2 separate regions of the Homo sapiens genome follow, and region 2 is linked to region 1. Evidence: read pairs that join two places in POLR2A ChIA-PET (ENCODE). Cell type or tissue: PC-9. All regions are shown on one strand. Links, peaks and the distances in the headings refer to the core of each region. The heading gives the core; the rest is flanking DNA. Region 1 overlaps LOC107986198 (a long non-coding RNA gene). Region 2 overlaps PALLD (palladin, cytoskeletal associated protein).

The links. ChIA-PET counts read pairs that join two places held together with the same protein. Peaks named below come from ENCODE experiments on the same cell type or tissue, not always from the same donor. Only the 100,000 strongest peaks of a DNase experiment are listed, where the experiment ranks them.
Region 2: POLR2A ChIA-PET joins it to region 1 with 10 read pairs; 3 of 35 experiments call an interaction of 5 or more read pairs at or near these places.

The regions. Positions count from the first base shown.
Region 1 is chr4:168,484,043-168,492,012 of GRCh38, reverse strand. It overlaps LOC107986198 (a long non-coding RNA gene), which reads left to right. Exons shown (of 4, transcript XR_001741448.3): 3 at 1,563-1,655; 4 at 2,705-5,263. Among named protein-coding and RNA genes, the nearest start is that of DDX60L, 7.5 kb to the right of the region's middle. RefSeq lists an enhancer at 3,927-5,126. In PC-9, for the core only: no CTCF peak of the experiment used is centred there; DNase peaks (open chromatin) are centred at 4,502 and 4,832; H3K4me3 peaks cover 998 bases; H3K27ac peaks cover 2,500 bases.
Region 2 is chr4:168,812,980-168,820,949 of GRCh38, reverse strand. All of the region lies in intron 10 of PALLD (palladin, cytoskeletal associated protein), which reads right to left. Among named protein-coding and RNA genes, the nearest start is that of PALLD-AS1, 170 kb to the right of the region's middle. RefSeq lists enhancers at 3,810-4,445, 4,446-5,080. In PC-9, for the core only: no CTCF peak of the experiment used is centred there; no DNase peak of the experiment used is centred there.

The sequences.
Region 1 (7,970 bases), core at 3,345-5,844:
GCCAAGTCATAAAAGTTGGCTTAACATCCAAACTTCTAGTATTTAATTCTTCAAAAGAAACTCAAAAGAAAAAAGCCATATGGTCAGCTCCATATATTGTTAGTGAGTCTTCAGACAAAATTCAATGTCTAGTCCCAATGGAAAAAAAAAACTTTTGTGAGAAGTGAAGAGAATGGTTCTACTTTAACATTATATTTTAAGGTATAGGTGCATGTGTGACTGTGTATACATACACACATTTATCCATACACACATATGATGCAATATATAGTAATGAGATAAAACACCAAGGAATACTAACAACTAATATGCAGGTTTTAATGTATACTAAAGAAGAGAAAGGAATGAAATAACGAAATAAATGGAATGCTATATCCCGTTCTTATATAGGAAGAATTGATTTTGTAATGTAATCAGTTCTTTATCAAAATAATCTACAACTGTCATATAATCTCAATTAAAATAGCATTTTTGCCAGGTACAGCGGTTCACACTTGTAATCCCAACACTTTAGGAGGCTGAGGAAGGAGAATTGCTTGAGGCCAGGAGTTCAAGATCAGCCTGGGCAATATAGTGAGACCTTGTCTCTAGAAAAATTAAAAAATTTAGCCAGGTGTGGTGGTGTGTTCCTGTAGTCTCAGCCACTTGGGAGGCTGAGGCGGGAGGATCGCTTGAGCCCAAGAGTTTCAGGCTGCAGTGAGCCATGATTGTGCCACTGCACACTCCATTCTGGGTGGCAGAGCAAAGTCTTCTTTCTAAAAAATAAAAACAAAAATAAAAAATAAAGTAGCATTTTTTGCTGGACTTAGAAAAACTGACACAAAATTTACCTAGACAAATTAGCATGGCAAAATATCTAGGAAGATTGTGTGAAAAGGAACGCTAAGGGCAGAGGAGTAGCCCTTCATTGCTACTGGAGTACTAACAGATTTCTTATGGCGATACAAGGAATGGAGGAATGGATGAATAAAATGACATATTTTATTCTTGTATGGAAAGAACATTATTTTGAATTGGCAGCATATATTAAATAACTACATACGTTTTGATTTATTTCTTGGCCTTGTTCAGTTCCACTGACTTCCCCCTCATTATTAAAAAACTGGATTCCTATTTCACTTCATTCAGCAAATTGAAGTTCTTTTGGCTCACATGAATTGGAAAAAAAATCATAGTGGAATGGATAAATATGTATGTAGTCATAGAAATATATTCAAGATAGATTTAGGATAAAAAGAGTATACATGAGAGTGTGTTAGAGCATCATCATATTTGTATGTATACTTATATCTATTTTTATAATTTCTCTCTCTTTCCTGACATATGAATAAAACATTTTGAAGTTTTCCTCGAAGATGATAGGTTAATTTTGGTGAGAAAATGCATTCTGACTAGGATGCAAATAGGGTTGTATGTTGACTCCAACATACATGCTGTATTGTTATTTTAAAAATGGCATCAGAGAAAAAAAATGGCATCAGAGATTATCTTGACTGTTACTGTTTCTTACTCTTTATACTTTTCCCTATCAATAATTATGATTTTTAAATGTGTTTTCTAAGGTACTAAAACAAGAGGTGATACAGAAATAAGCTATCCCAAATATAGCATTAAGTGAAACAAACACATCGTATACTAGTTATTATATCCGGAAGGTAAGATTAAAGGAAACCTTCATTTTTTTCTTTTTGTGTTTGAAATTTGTATGTATTTGCATTATATTTATCATCAAATTGCTGTGCTCAGTGGTACCTGTCTGTAGTCCCAGCTATGCGGGAGAATGAGGCAGGAGGATCCCTTGAGCCCAGGACTTTGAGGCCAGCCTGGGTAACATAATAAGACTCCATTTCTCAAAAAGGAAAAAAAAAAAAAAAAAAAAAAAATTCCGGTCATGAGCCTGAAGTCCATTTAATCTTAAAAAAACCTTTCTTAATTGTTTAATCCACTAGAGAGTAAAATTTTTTTAAGTCTTTGGGTATAAAATAGAGAATAATCAATTAAAGAAATTTTGAATGCAGTATGTTTCTATTTGGAGAATAAAAAAAAACTTTACTGACTTTAAAAATCTTAAACCAGATTTCCTCTACTGTGGATCAGCTCTTGTGAGCTGATTTGCAAATCAGACCCATATACAAGCGAACCATATTCTGCATATACTGTATGAACATTCACCTTCATCTGGCTACTTTTAAAATGTCATAACCTTTGATCCACTCTCTCTCTGATCTGTTCCAAGGACAGAATCCTAACTACAGTAAACACTTTACATAAAAACACATTTAATTCTGTATTATTTATAGAAGAAAAAATCAAAGCAATCTAAATGTGCATGTTATGGAATGGCTTAAACTCATGGAATTTTAAAGTAGCCATAAAATATGATTTTTCTGATGTGTTTATATTAAAGGAAAAATGCCGATTATATTATGCTAAGGGAAACAGGAAGAAAATCAATAGTCTTTGAAGTCCGAATATAACTTAAAAAAAGTTAAGACTCTTTGCATGGCTGGAAGTTTTAATGCTTTAAACTGAGTTGCTTTTGACATTTTACTACGTATGAAGACATCAATAAACTGTATAGGGTGATTTTTTTTTCCTCTACTAGAAAGAAAAGGCAAATCTACCAAGATAATTAGTTATTTAGAAAGGCTTTGACATTTATTTGACCTAAATCAAAATGAACAATATTTTGTTTCTCTTAAAGTTTGCATTTTATATGCCTCATGGAGATACTTAGCGATATTCAGCAACCTTGCAAATGGAGTGGTCTCTGCCAGACAGCTACTAACAGCTGTAGAACAATTTCAGAAGCTGCTTACCCAAGAAGTCTAATGTGGAAGGACATGGCTGTCACTGCCTGGGGAAGCAAATAGGAAAGAATATGACAAAGGAGGAAATCAGCTGTTGGACCAAAGAATTTAAACTTTGATAAAATGCCAACCGTCGAAGACAGTTGCTGTCTCACACAAAATCCCAAGAACTGTGCATACTCTACTTCTGTCAGCCTAGCAATTTGCTCAGCTATTGCTATTTTGGGAAGGAATTTCCACCAAGCTGGCGTATCTTCAGCCCCTGAGGTTTCCTCTGATTGACTGATTAACAGGTGTTGAAAAAGCCTGTTGTAGAAATATCACAGACCCAGTGTGCTCGTTTGACTTCTGTAACTGTGACTGTAGTTTCATTGAATATATTGTTTCTTAAGAAGACTTTCTGCAGGGTAAAATCAAAACAGATTATTTATAACATTTTTAGGTAATTACTTTTCCATAGAGACAGCATATGCATTTGTTAATATGCTTTATTATTTATGAATTATAAATTGAATATGGTACTAATGATTGTGCAGATGAAAGCTAAATTAATATAACACAGAGTGAACTTGTCAAAGAAATGTTGGCATTATAAGCCTAAAAATGCAGTCAGCCCTCCGTGGACTCTACATTTGGTAATTCAACCAACAGTGCATCCAAAATATTTTTAAAAAGCCAACAATACAACAATGAAACATAATACAAATAAAAACAATATAGTATAACACCTATTTATAAAGCATTTACATTGTATTAGGTATTGTAAGGAATCTGGAGATGATTTAAAGTATATGGGAAGATGTGTCTAGATTATATAAAACACTACACCATTTTTTTTTATAAGGAACTTGAGCATCTGTAGATTTTGGTATCTGCAGGGAGTCCTGAAACCAATCCCTCTTGGATACTGAGGAACAACTGTAATCATATTTTTCTAAGAGATAAAAGGAAATTGAATGGAATTAAGGCTAGGTTATCCAAGTGTACCTGATTCCTGACAAGCCAAGTCTGAATGATGAGCAGGACTTTGAATTACTTTGACAGAGGTGTACCCTTTAGGATGCCCACTCAATCATCAGTGAAGCAGGCACCCCAGAGCCAGAAGTTTCCATGGAAGTCTTCACCTACCTTGCCTACCTCCAGTGAGTTGTGATAGGACCTCTCCTGAACCCACAAAACAGATCCAATCAAGTTCCACCTTCCATTCATGGACTTTCCCCTCTTCATTGCCTCACGCAATGTCATAGCTGGAAGAGTTGATCTTGTCTGACCTCCCAAGAGAAGATGTCTTATCCAAAATCACAAAGCTGCCAAATGTCAGCTGGGCTGAGAAGTGGCTGGTCCTACTCTTCGACTGTCTGGGCCAGCCCAGCCTGGGGAGGTGCTATCAGTGCGAGGCCCATAGTCCCTGAAAGCTTCACAGAAATGGGTGAAGATGGGGAGAGAGCTTCTCACGTCCTAGTTAAAGACTGGAATAATCATTAACTTTGCTTAGTGTTGCCCAATAAACAAGCTTAGCAGATGAGTGAGAAGGCAAGGAAAGAGAATCAGACTTGGGATCTAGAAGCTGAGATGACCTTAGGGACACTATTCTGCCTCAGGCCACTCTGAGGAATTGGGAGCTTCTAACTGGGCTGGGTAGGCAGCTATTACGCACTGGTGTTTATGTCTGGTATGAAAAGTGACTGGGGGAGGTGGGGAGATTTTAAATCAGTCAATGATCATAGGTGTGGACGGTGAGTAATAAGGAGATAAATGGAATTCAGTAGCATAAAGGGTGAAGCCTCGTCCTTTGAGCTTTTCTGAGAAACCCAAGTGGTATGCAGCTAGAGAGGTGGGGGCTGCGGATGACAGTGGGTCAGAAAGTTGATAGGGGGACACTGATCAAGTAGAAAGCCACGGGGGATGGATGAGGACTTCAGTTATTCCTCTGAAGAAAAAAAGAAGTAGCTTTATGAGAGTATATTAATTCAGATCAAGGGAGTGAGCCCAGGCAGAGGTTATGAGTAAAAAGGGGTGGAGTTTTACCACTGTGAGTCAAGAGTGAAGAGCCTGCTGAATCATGTAGGGGTGAGGATGTTGGTGATAGGGCAGACCCCTTCCAGGGCAGAAGGCCTGGAATGCAATCAGTTCCCCACAGAAAGGACTAAGGTCTACTGTCCCAGCAATGCAAGTTCACACCTAAAAGCAAGGGTGTAGGATCAAGTCTCCAAAACCCGAGAGATCAGCTGCAGTGCATACCCTGCTCCCTGGCCTGCTCTGGTCCCTGTCCCCATCAGGGTCACTTCAGATGGCAGTGCCTGGCTTACCAGCCATCTGTCTGAAGAATTAACTCTGAGGCATTCACTAAACACACTTAGGCCATCAAACCTCACACCATATACCAACATAAATTCAGGTGCTAAATGGAAAAAACAAAACCAAAAATAACCATAATAAAATACATGCCTTTTTGTTTGTTTGTTTTTTGGCTCTATGGTAGTGAAGGAGTTTTCTATCCATAAGGGCAAATGAAGGAAATATAAAGGCACAGTGCGATAAATCTGATGACTTTTAAAAGCTCCTAACTGTGAAACTAAAACAAAATCTTCATTTAAAAAGAAGAAAAGGCAAGTTAAAAAAATGAAAGGAAACCTTGGCAAGATGTGGCCTTGCAATTCAATAAGAAAAAACACATGGATAGGAAAATGAGCAGTATATTTAAAATTTATAAGACAATAGATATATGAAATAATATAGTCAGCCTTCTGTGGCTTCTACATCTGTGGATTCAACTAACCATGGATCAAAGATATTCAGAAATATTGAACATGTATACTTTTTTCTTGTCATTCTCTAAACAATACAGTATAACTGTTTACATAGTATTTACATTGTCTTAAGTATTATAAGTAATCTAGAGATGATTTAAAATTTATATGCAAATATGCCATTTCATAAGGGACTTGAGTATCCATGGATTTTAGTATCCAAGAGGGTCCTGGAACTAGTTCCCCATGGATAACTAGGGACAGCTACATATTACATTATCTTGACTTAATTTTGTCTCAAAAACTGTCAAAAAAGCCACTAGAACAATGATCAGTATTAGAGAAAAAACAAACCAAAAAAGAAAAAAATCCAGTGTTAGATTGTCAAACACGTAAGGAATACAATTTGTTATACTATTTTTATATTAAATTTCATTTCTTGATTTTTTCTTTAACATATATCCAAAACAAAAGGAACATGTATACATGAATTGTTCAAATATTTAATAAAAGTAAATTATAAATAAGATAAAATCTCAATGTATTTGCCATGACATGCCTTCTTATCACATTCAAAGTAAAAGTCACAGTCTCTTTTGTTCTCTGGGATCAGGCATGATCTGCCTCCTCACCTTATCTTTGTGACATTCTCCCACTCTTGCCTAGTCCTTCAGCTTCAGTCACACAGGCCTCTCTAATGCTCCTTGAACCCACATGGCTCACTCTATCTCAGGGATTTCCCTGTCCCTCAGCCAGGCTTGGTCTCTCCAAGAAAAAAGAATGGCCTAACTTCCTTCCAATCTTTAGTCAAGTCACCTTCTTAGTGGGACTTTCCCTGTCTATCCTATCTAAAATTTCATCTTCTTTTCCCATCAGGATTTGATATCTCCTCTTCTCTATGTATTTTTTCTCTTATAGCTTATTTTTATCTAACACAATGGACTTTTTACTTCTCTTGTTATTGTTTATATTCTTTACTAGAATGTAAACTCTGAAGGAAGGAGTTTTTAATATTTTGTATCAGTGTATAAAAAGTGTCTGGCGTAGTAGGTCACCATACATACATGTTTAGTGAATCCCTAGAAAGGAATGTCCAGAAATTACGATGTTTGAATGCATATGGATTGATATTACTGTTGCCACTCAACACAAGGCTTTAAGACTTTTTAAGACAGAGTAAGACCCTGTTATCTGTCTCATAACTCAAGGAAGGACAAGCTACCTAGTGCTACATTCATGGTTCTCAGTATTTCCTGAAGAGAATAATAATAATGATACCTGCATCCTATTGCTTTGTGTCTGATCTCTTTACAACATTGAATTCACTTAATCCTTTAACAACTCTGTGGATTGTTTTTAACTCCCGTTTTAGAGATGAAAGACAGAGGTTAACTTACCCAATACACTGAAGCTAATACGTGATGGAACTGTTATTAGAGAGATCCTCTGAATCAAAACACTTACTTGTCACCATTAAGGTATAGTGTTTGGGAGCTCTAAAAAAAGATGAAATACCAATAGGCAGATTAATCTGAAAGCAATGAGGAAATGCTAATGGATTTTAAGACAGGGAGTAACATGATCAGGTTTACATGCTAGAGAAATTACCCTGGCAGGAGAGTGGAAAACAGAATGGAGAGAACAGGCTGGAGTCAGGAAATGAATAGGCTTTTGCAATAAACCAGATGACAACACATGAGGCTCATTCTAGTGAGTGGAAGGAATGACATAAAAGAGAATATGGAATTCAGATGTATCAACTGTGGTGAGCCAAGATCATGCCATTGCACTCCAGCCTGGGAGACAGATCAAGACCCTGATTCAAGTTAAAAAAAAAGAAAAGAAAAGAAAAAGAAAGGAGAGGCTGGTATAAAATCTTGAATATCACCAATAGGTCAATAAATCGTGGACTACATAGCACTGTTTGAATTTGGCAATTAATAGGTCATCATGAATGAGTTTGGCAGAGGAGCTTCAGGGCAGATTCTGGTCTAAAGATAGACTAGACCAATAAACTTTAGGACTTTGAAGGAGAAGTGGAGATGATGACTGTATACCCTTATGAAGTGCCATGATCAAAAGGAGGAGATGAGGCCCTGGTGTGGTAGTTCACACCTGTAATCCCAGCACTTTGGGAGGTTGAGGCGGGCAGATCACCTGAGGTCAGGAGTTCGAAACCAGCCTGGCCAACATGGTGAAACCCCATCTCTACTAAAAATACAAAAATTAGCCAGGCATGGTGGCATGCACTTGTAATCTCAGCTAACCAGGTGGCTGAGGCAGGAGAATCGCTGGAACCCGGGGGGCAGAGGCTGCAGTGAGCCGAGATCATGCTACTGTACTCCAGCCTAGGCGACAGCAAGACTCCGTCAAAAAAAAAAAAAAAAAAAAAAGTGAAATAGGGCAGGGC
Region 2 (7,970 bases), core at 2,931-5,430, 330 kb before region 1:
CCTCACTTAATAAATAATAGTATCATTAGATTCCTTCACTGGTATGACATACAACATTGCAAAATTTATATATGTCTGTCCTCCAAATTTTCACTGATGCAGGTAATTTTTGGAGTTATCTGTGTAACTATCATTCTCATATTCAAATAGAAAAATTATCACCTGGATACCTGGCTTCTGGAAGCCCATCATTTTATTTACTCAAAGTAGAAGTTCTTCCTCATACCTTTGGTCATAGTCAAGAGAATTGTCATCTGCTTGGGATACTTTAGGTGTATTTTCAAAAACTTTCACTGAACACCTACTGAAGTAATGCAAGTTCATGCTTAAGAGCTCATGCTTTGGGTGTAAATCCCAAGGCTGATACTTTGTCTAAATCTCAACATACGCACTTGTGATGCATATGTATCCATACGCATAACTGGCACTATTTCTCCATGTTCTTTTCTAGTCCTCAAAGCATAGCTATACAAATAGCTTGCAGTTTCACAAGGTAACTATTATTTTATCATTTATCATAAACATTCTTGCCTTCATAGGCTTAATTGTTACTAGTTTTAATTGCTGCGTAATATTCCATTGCTAGGTGTAAGGCTTTGGGGAAGTTATTTAACCTCTCTGTGCCTCAGTTTCCTCCTCTAGTAAAATGAGAATAATAGCACTGCACACCTGATTAATTGCTGCAAGGATTCAACGAGACTTTGGAAAGCATTTGGCACGGCGCACATGGCATTGCTGCCAATAAGTTTAGTTATTACTGAGAAACATGACTTCTGCCACTAAGGAGTTAACATTCTAAATAAGTAACTAGATGAAGCAGAATCACCTTGCCTAAGACAAGACTATAAATTGTCTAGAGCTCCTTCAAACTCTTAAGTCTTTCGAAGTAAGACTGATGGAAGTACTGTTTAAGTTCGCCACAGGAGAGGGGCAAGAAGGCAAAGGCAGCAAGTAGAGCTCTAGAGAACAGCCATTAAGGATTTAACTACTATTTTCAACAAAGGAGTTGGCTCTGGCATTAACTCTTTATGAGACCCTGCACGATTCACTTCGAGTCCTGTGTCTCCATTTTCAAATCTCCACTATAGAGGGTTGGATGAGATTACATTTAACATTCTATGATTACTCAATAGTTATTATAAGCCATCACAGGAAATTCTATAAATATATATTTACTTCTTTGCTTCTCCTCTGCTTTTTGACACCTGGGTGTGTAAATAATTTCTGCATTGTTCTAAGTCGCAATTAATTTTCCCTGGAAATGCAATAATTCAAACAAGCTGATTTATGCAAAATGCTTTCTAATCATTTGGAGTTCTTTATAATTACTCCCAGCAGTAGCGGGGTCACCAAAACAAAAGCATGGAAAGATTAAATGAACTGCTCTTTGTGAGAACAGTTTATTATGTGATCTCAATGTCAGGATTGGCTCCCAATTGCCATTCAGGGCTTTAGAAGGAGATCCTGATGCAGGTGCTCTGAATCTTCTCTTTAAACTGGGGTGCTGCTGATGACGGTGTTTAATCCTGGGCTGACTCTGCCAGTCTCTGGTTACCTCACATTATTCACAGCTATACCGGAGGAATCACACACACACACACACACACACACACACACACACAAATGGTCTCGGAGCCTCTGCAGTTACATTTTTGTGGGTGATTGTTTTTCTCACAAAAGAATTACACTTGCTATTTTTAAATAATTGACATTTTGCTATTTTTGCTAGCTTTGCTATTTTTAAATAATTGACAAGTCAAATCAGTAAGTAAAACAGTTCTGTAAATGGCAAAGTCTATTACAACATCACTAACTAGCTACACAAAACTTTGTGACTTATATTTGCTGGATAGGTAAACTCTGAAGCCTCAGTTCTTTCTGACTCTGGAATCCTGCCTCTTGCCTGTAAGCTTGTTCATCATCATCTTTTTTTGAAAGGCATTTATTATTGAAAAACACAAAATAAAGATGACAAAAAATCTACCTCTATGTATGTATAACACACTAGCACTATTTCACCATGTTCTTTTCTAGTCCTCAAAACATAGCTATACAGATAGTGTGTAATTTTACAAGGTAACTTTTCGTCATTATTGTATCATTTATCATAAACATTTTTTGCCTTCATAGGCTTAATCATTACCAGTTTTAATTGCTGCATAATATTGCATTGTTGAGATAAGAGAATATTCTGTGTATTTGACTTCTAAATTTTTTGTTTTGAAATTATAAAAAATATGCTATACTAAACATCTTCAGGCTTATACATTTCTTTTCCCATTTTGAGTTACTTCCTCAGGGCAAATACTGAGAAGTATGATTTTGAAGTCAAATACTCTTTTTACCACTATTTATTTATTTATTTGAGACAGGGTCTCACTCTGTTGTCCAGGCTGGAGTACATGGTATAATCATGGCTCACACAGTCTTGACCTCCTGGGCCCAAGCCATCCTCTCAAGCAGATAAGACTACAGGTGTGCACCGCCACGTCTGGCTTTTTCGAAATATTTTTTTGTAGAGATGGAGTCCCATTATATTGCCCAGCCTGGTCTCCAACTCCTGGGCTCAAGTGATCCTCCTGCCTCAGCCTCCCAAAGTGCTGGGATTACAGGCGTGAGCCAGCACACCCAGCCTTTTTTCCCTGCTCTTGACATCTATTGTTAAATTGCTTAAAAAAAAAAAAGTCAACTAGTGAAGCATTGGTAGGATGGAGCTTGGTCATTAAAATGACTATTCGTGGGCATAACACTGTGTCTCATTTTAATTTTTTCTTTGTTTGTGATAATAAACATTTTGTCATAAGCCTAACATTTTCTTGAAGCATGATCAAGGTAGCTTATTCAATAGAGTTTATATTTCAGTTTAAGTGGGGGGCAGGTTATTTTTGGAGCCAGAATACACTACATTGTAAGATCATCTACATGCCGTGGTCAATCTTTGTGTGTTCCCTATTTTGCACTCCAGTTTAGCTCTCTACCCAAACTCTTCTGGGCAGGTTCTGGTAGTTTCTGATTCAAGTGTGGGCTGTCCAATTTTGTATTTTGCATGAGAACAGAAGGATAGATTTGTTCAATTGCCAATCCTAGAGTTGCCAACAATTTAGTTATTGAGGGCTTTCAAAAGTCTTACCCAGGATGAATGTCTTCTATTTATTCCTAGTTGCAGACATAAGTAAATTGATTTCTTGGTTAATAGAAATAATTTCTCAATGTTGGTTTTGTAGGACAAAAAAAGGTTGTTTCAAATTATGTTTAGGAGTATCTGAAATTCTCCTTCCAAATCTTTGTTCTCTTCCACCCGTACTGCAAAAAAAGTATCAAAATAAGAGCAGCATTTATCCATAGGATCAGTGACATATTATTGGCCACTCTGGAGAGTTGGGGAGATGGTATTGAGAAGATTAAAACAAGTACTGACAGTTTCTTTGCGTAATTTGCCTCTTTTGACATCTTTTTCAGTAACTATCAACATATTTAAGTTAGACACTGTATCTAATGGACATTTAACTGGCTTGTTAAGAGGTAAGATTTTTCTCAAAGGATACAGTTATAATTCAGTGTTCAGGACATGTCTGAAAATGGGTTTCCAGATATTTCTGTTGGTTCTTGGAAACTTCCATCATCTTGGGCTAAAAGTTTCATGCATTACACATAAAGGGAATGTGATGGTGCGTCTAATGCACAACTTGCGTTTTTCTGTCTTTAACAAAAGCATGCTTATTATTGCCATTGCCACTGAAAGAGCTTCTAAACATCTCTTCAGACACATGTCTATAAAAAGCCAACAGAAAGGGATAGATACGATCTGTTTTTCTCACTCCAGCTGAAAGACCAGAGATACTTCTTTCCCTGTTTATTTTGTGGAACAAGTAAAACAAAAATCCTTTGCCCTTTCTTCTTTGCCTATTTTTACTCTCCGCAATTGCCTTGAGTCCCTGACACACTTCTATTCTGAAATACTTCAGCACTCACTTCCTTATTTGGTCGCTGGAACTGCTCTTTGTCTTGTTCAAACATTCTGCCAAGCTTGCAGCCTCCCTTCACCCCCGCCCCTTGCCCACGGCTCCCCCTTTTCTACACACACACACACACACACACACACACACACACACACACACACACACACACACACGGGGCTAGCTCCAACAGGTCACTCTGACTCAGCCTTCTCTGTAGCTCACTAGCCAATCCCCCATCAGTTATGCCCATTTAAGGAGTACCTTTTGGAAACCATAAAGGACCAGAGAGTTTTCAGCTGTTTAAAAAGACTGCTATGTTGCATCACTGGAAGTCACCGCAAAGCATGTATTTCACACAATTGCCCTCATCCTATGGCAGGGTATGTATTAAAAACAACCACCACCAAAAAAAACCCAAAAACAAAACTCCAGGCTGCTTAATTAGTGGTTACTTTATTCCTCAGTGTTTTGGCAGTTAGATTTGGCTGATAGAGGCAGAGTTCACTATCTGGTTAGTTGTCAATGTTCTCTAATCTATGATTCATGCCAAGCACTCCAATCTAATACTTAAAAAAAATATATATATATATATATATATATACACACATACACATATAACATAGGTCTAAGTAGATGTGCCAATAACACAAAGTAAAGCTCTGGGTTCCTAAGCGAAGAACACACATTTTCAATAAATGTTCCCTTTGCTCTCTTGTGTTGAAAACAAGCAGGCATTTGGAGTGCTGAAGGCTATTTTCTGGTTTCTCTGCTCAGATGTGAGTGAGGAAAGCACGGCTCTCTGCATTCCCTATTTAAGAAAGAGCTGTAATGGTCCCATCCAATAACACAGAGCAGTGTTTCCTTACATATAAACAACTGAGAAATTCCTTGGGCAAGCACATAGCCTTTTGGTTCCCGGAACAAAGCGGATGGTGGTATTCATTATGTCAAATAAACACATCATCCACACTCCAAAGGGAAACCTGAAACAATAAGCTGAACAAAGCAGTTTTCAAGGTTTTAATCCTCTTGCAATTAGCCCTTGTCTAACTCAACTGAAAAATTAAGAGTGAGCGATTTTCCCAGAAGAAAGTACCCTTAAGTGATTAAATATCCACAGTTTGTTCCCAATACTTGTTCTGAAAAAGAATTGGAGCTCGTTTTCAGAGGCAAGTAATCTAAACATACAGGATATCCTATCGCTTAGTATTATTTCTCATTTAGCCACCGAAAATGGTCTGTACCTTCCCTCGTCCACCGTGTTAATTCCTGCAGCCCTGTTACTGGGCAGGCATTGGGCTATCCGCTCCAACCAACCTTTATAGTTTCCACTTTGATCAGAATAAGCAGCAGATCAAATCCTATAGGAAGCACGTTCTCTCCCTGCCTTGTTACCATTCAGTCGATTTTGCATATTTGTGTTCACCATGGTGACCAATGTGGAAATAGTGTTTAGCTTATGAAATTCCCAAAGTGTATTTCCCTATTTTATGGAGGACAGTTTTAGACTGGCTTGGATGCATTCTTGTTGGAGGAAGACTCAAATCCTTCTTGGATATAGGCAAGGTGTAAGTGACAAATATACTTTCAACTATTTCCACCAGTTAGAATCTCAACGAGCCTGGATGTGCCTTACAAAGTGACTTGTGGGTTCAAACTTGTTTAGGTTTTAGAGCACATGGAAGTTGTGAATGTTTGCACACTATTACACTTCATTCTATTACAGGAGCACCAAGCAATTCTGCTAAAAGAAAATGATGCTAGTGTATGCCTGCAATATTGAAACAGTCACAAGCATATGTCCATGAGAAATGAAATCTGTCAAAGCCCTTCCAAGTTAATTTTAAAATGTTTACATTTGCTCATTCATCTTGTTCTTGAAAAGAAAAATGGCAGAGGTCACTAAAAGATTAAAATATTCGCCGGGCACAATGGCTCATGCCTATAATCCCAGCGCTTTGGGAGGCCGAGGCAGGTGGATCATTTGAGGTCAGGAGTTCAAGACCAGCCTGGCCAACATGGTGAAACCCCGTCTCTACTAAAAATACAAAAATTAGCAAGGCATGGTGGTACACAACTGTAATCCCAGCTACTTGGGAGGCTGAGGCAGGAGAATTGCTTGAACCCAGGAGGTGGAGGTTGCAGTGAGCCGAGGTCGCGTCACTGCACTACAGCCTGGGTGACAGAGCGAGACTGTGTCTCAAAACAAACAAACAAACAGAAAAGATTAAAATAGCCATTGTCTTTTAGGAGAAAAATTTTAAATTGAGAAAATTATAGACATTCGGGAAAGAGGGTCACTGTTCACTTTCAGCCCAGTGTCTTCAGAAGCATCACTGGAGAACTGTTGGAATCAAGAACCTAGTCCAAGACTTGGCTTAGAGACCTGCACTCTCCTGCCGTTTTTGCTGCAACGCAGTTATGTCGCTTTTGAGGAAGTAATTTCGTCCTATGAACCTTATTTTCCACATCTATAAAGTACAGACCTCATTTTAAATCAGAATTCCCAACATGGTTCGGTTTCATCCTAACAGAAATTATACAGTTGCTTAAGGCAGTCCATATAATCTATTAGTTAATGCATTTCCACCCTCATTGTCCCTGCACTGCTGGTAGATATATTTGATACATAAATTAAGGGATTCAGAATTTCAATTCTTAGTGCAAAAAAATCAGGAATTGGTAGATTGAAATGATTTCAAATAATTTCCCCAAATCTTAACTCCCAAACTTTCAGGACAGTTGGTTCTTATATTTTTGGTGTGTAGCCTTCACACTGATAATTTCCAAATTCAGCCAAAATTTTAGGCTTAGACTCAACCTTTCTCATTGTTTTCTTGGGATCAGTCTCAAACTTTCTGAGACTGGTTTGGAACGTCTCAAAAATGCTGGCAAAATGTATTATTGATAGCGTCTTAATACATTTTTTTGTTGTTGCTTCATCCCACACTGTCTCTATCGAATTCAGAGTTTACTTTAACTTGATTCTATTTCCCATCACTGAAATTCCTCCCACTCTCATCTTCCCCTGGGCTCAGGGATATCCTGAGGGATGCTGTGAGGTTCCATAATGAAAAGGGGCTCAGAGATGTGGGGAGAAGGTTCCTTATGCACACATTATTTGGTTATAATAGCCTTTCCAAAGCTTCATGAATGATTTGTTTTTTGAGGGAGGTCCAAATATTATACAGATCAAGTTTACCATTTAAAATATATCCAATTATGCGAGACAGAATCATACAGCAGCTCACATCTGTAATCCCAGCTACTGGTGAGGCTGAGGCAGGAGGGTCACTTGAGGCCAGGAGTTTAAGACCAGTCTGGGCAACACAGTGAGACCCCCAACTCTAAAACATTTTTTAAAAATTAGCTGGGTGTGGTGGCATGTGCCGGCAGTCCTAGCTACTGAGGAGGCTGAGGTGGGGGGATTGCTTGAGTCCAGGAGTTTGAGGCTGCAGTGAGCCACGATCACACCACTGCACTCCAGCCTGGGTGACAGAGCAAGACCTTATCTCTAAAATCAACCAACCAATCAACCAATCAATCAGATAATGTTATTTTTGTTGTTGTTGTTGTTGTTCTGTAACTGCCTTGCTCCAAAGCAGGGGAAGAGATACATTAAAAGCCCTTCTTTTATAGCCCTTGTTTACCTAGGAAAGTGTTGGGCATGATGTAGAGTGAAAAGCACTAACTTGGAAGTAAAGAAGATATGTTAAATTCCATGATTCCACTAAAATCAATAATACTTTCATCATATAATCTCCTCCTTACCTTCTACAGGCTTGAATTTTTACTGGGAGTTATAATAATTTGAGGAAAAAATACATCACCTCGGTCATTAAACATGTGGTAGAAAATAGATTCAAATTCATTTCCGCCCCCCCCAAAAGTACGTTTTTCAAAAGAAAGAAAAATTCCAGACTTAAAGAACCACAGGGACACTGAGCCCTTCTGCAGCAGCATTCCAACCATCAATTTGCCTCTGGGGAGGTCCCTCAGCTCCAGGCCCAG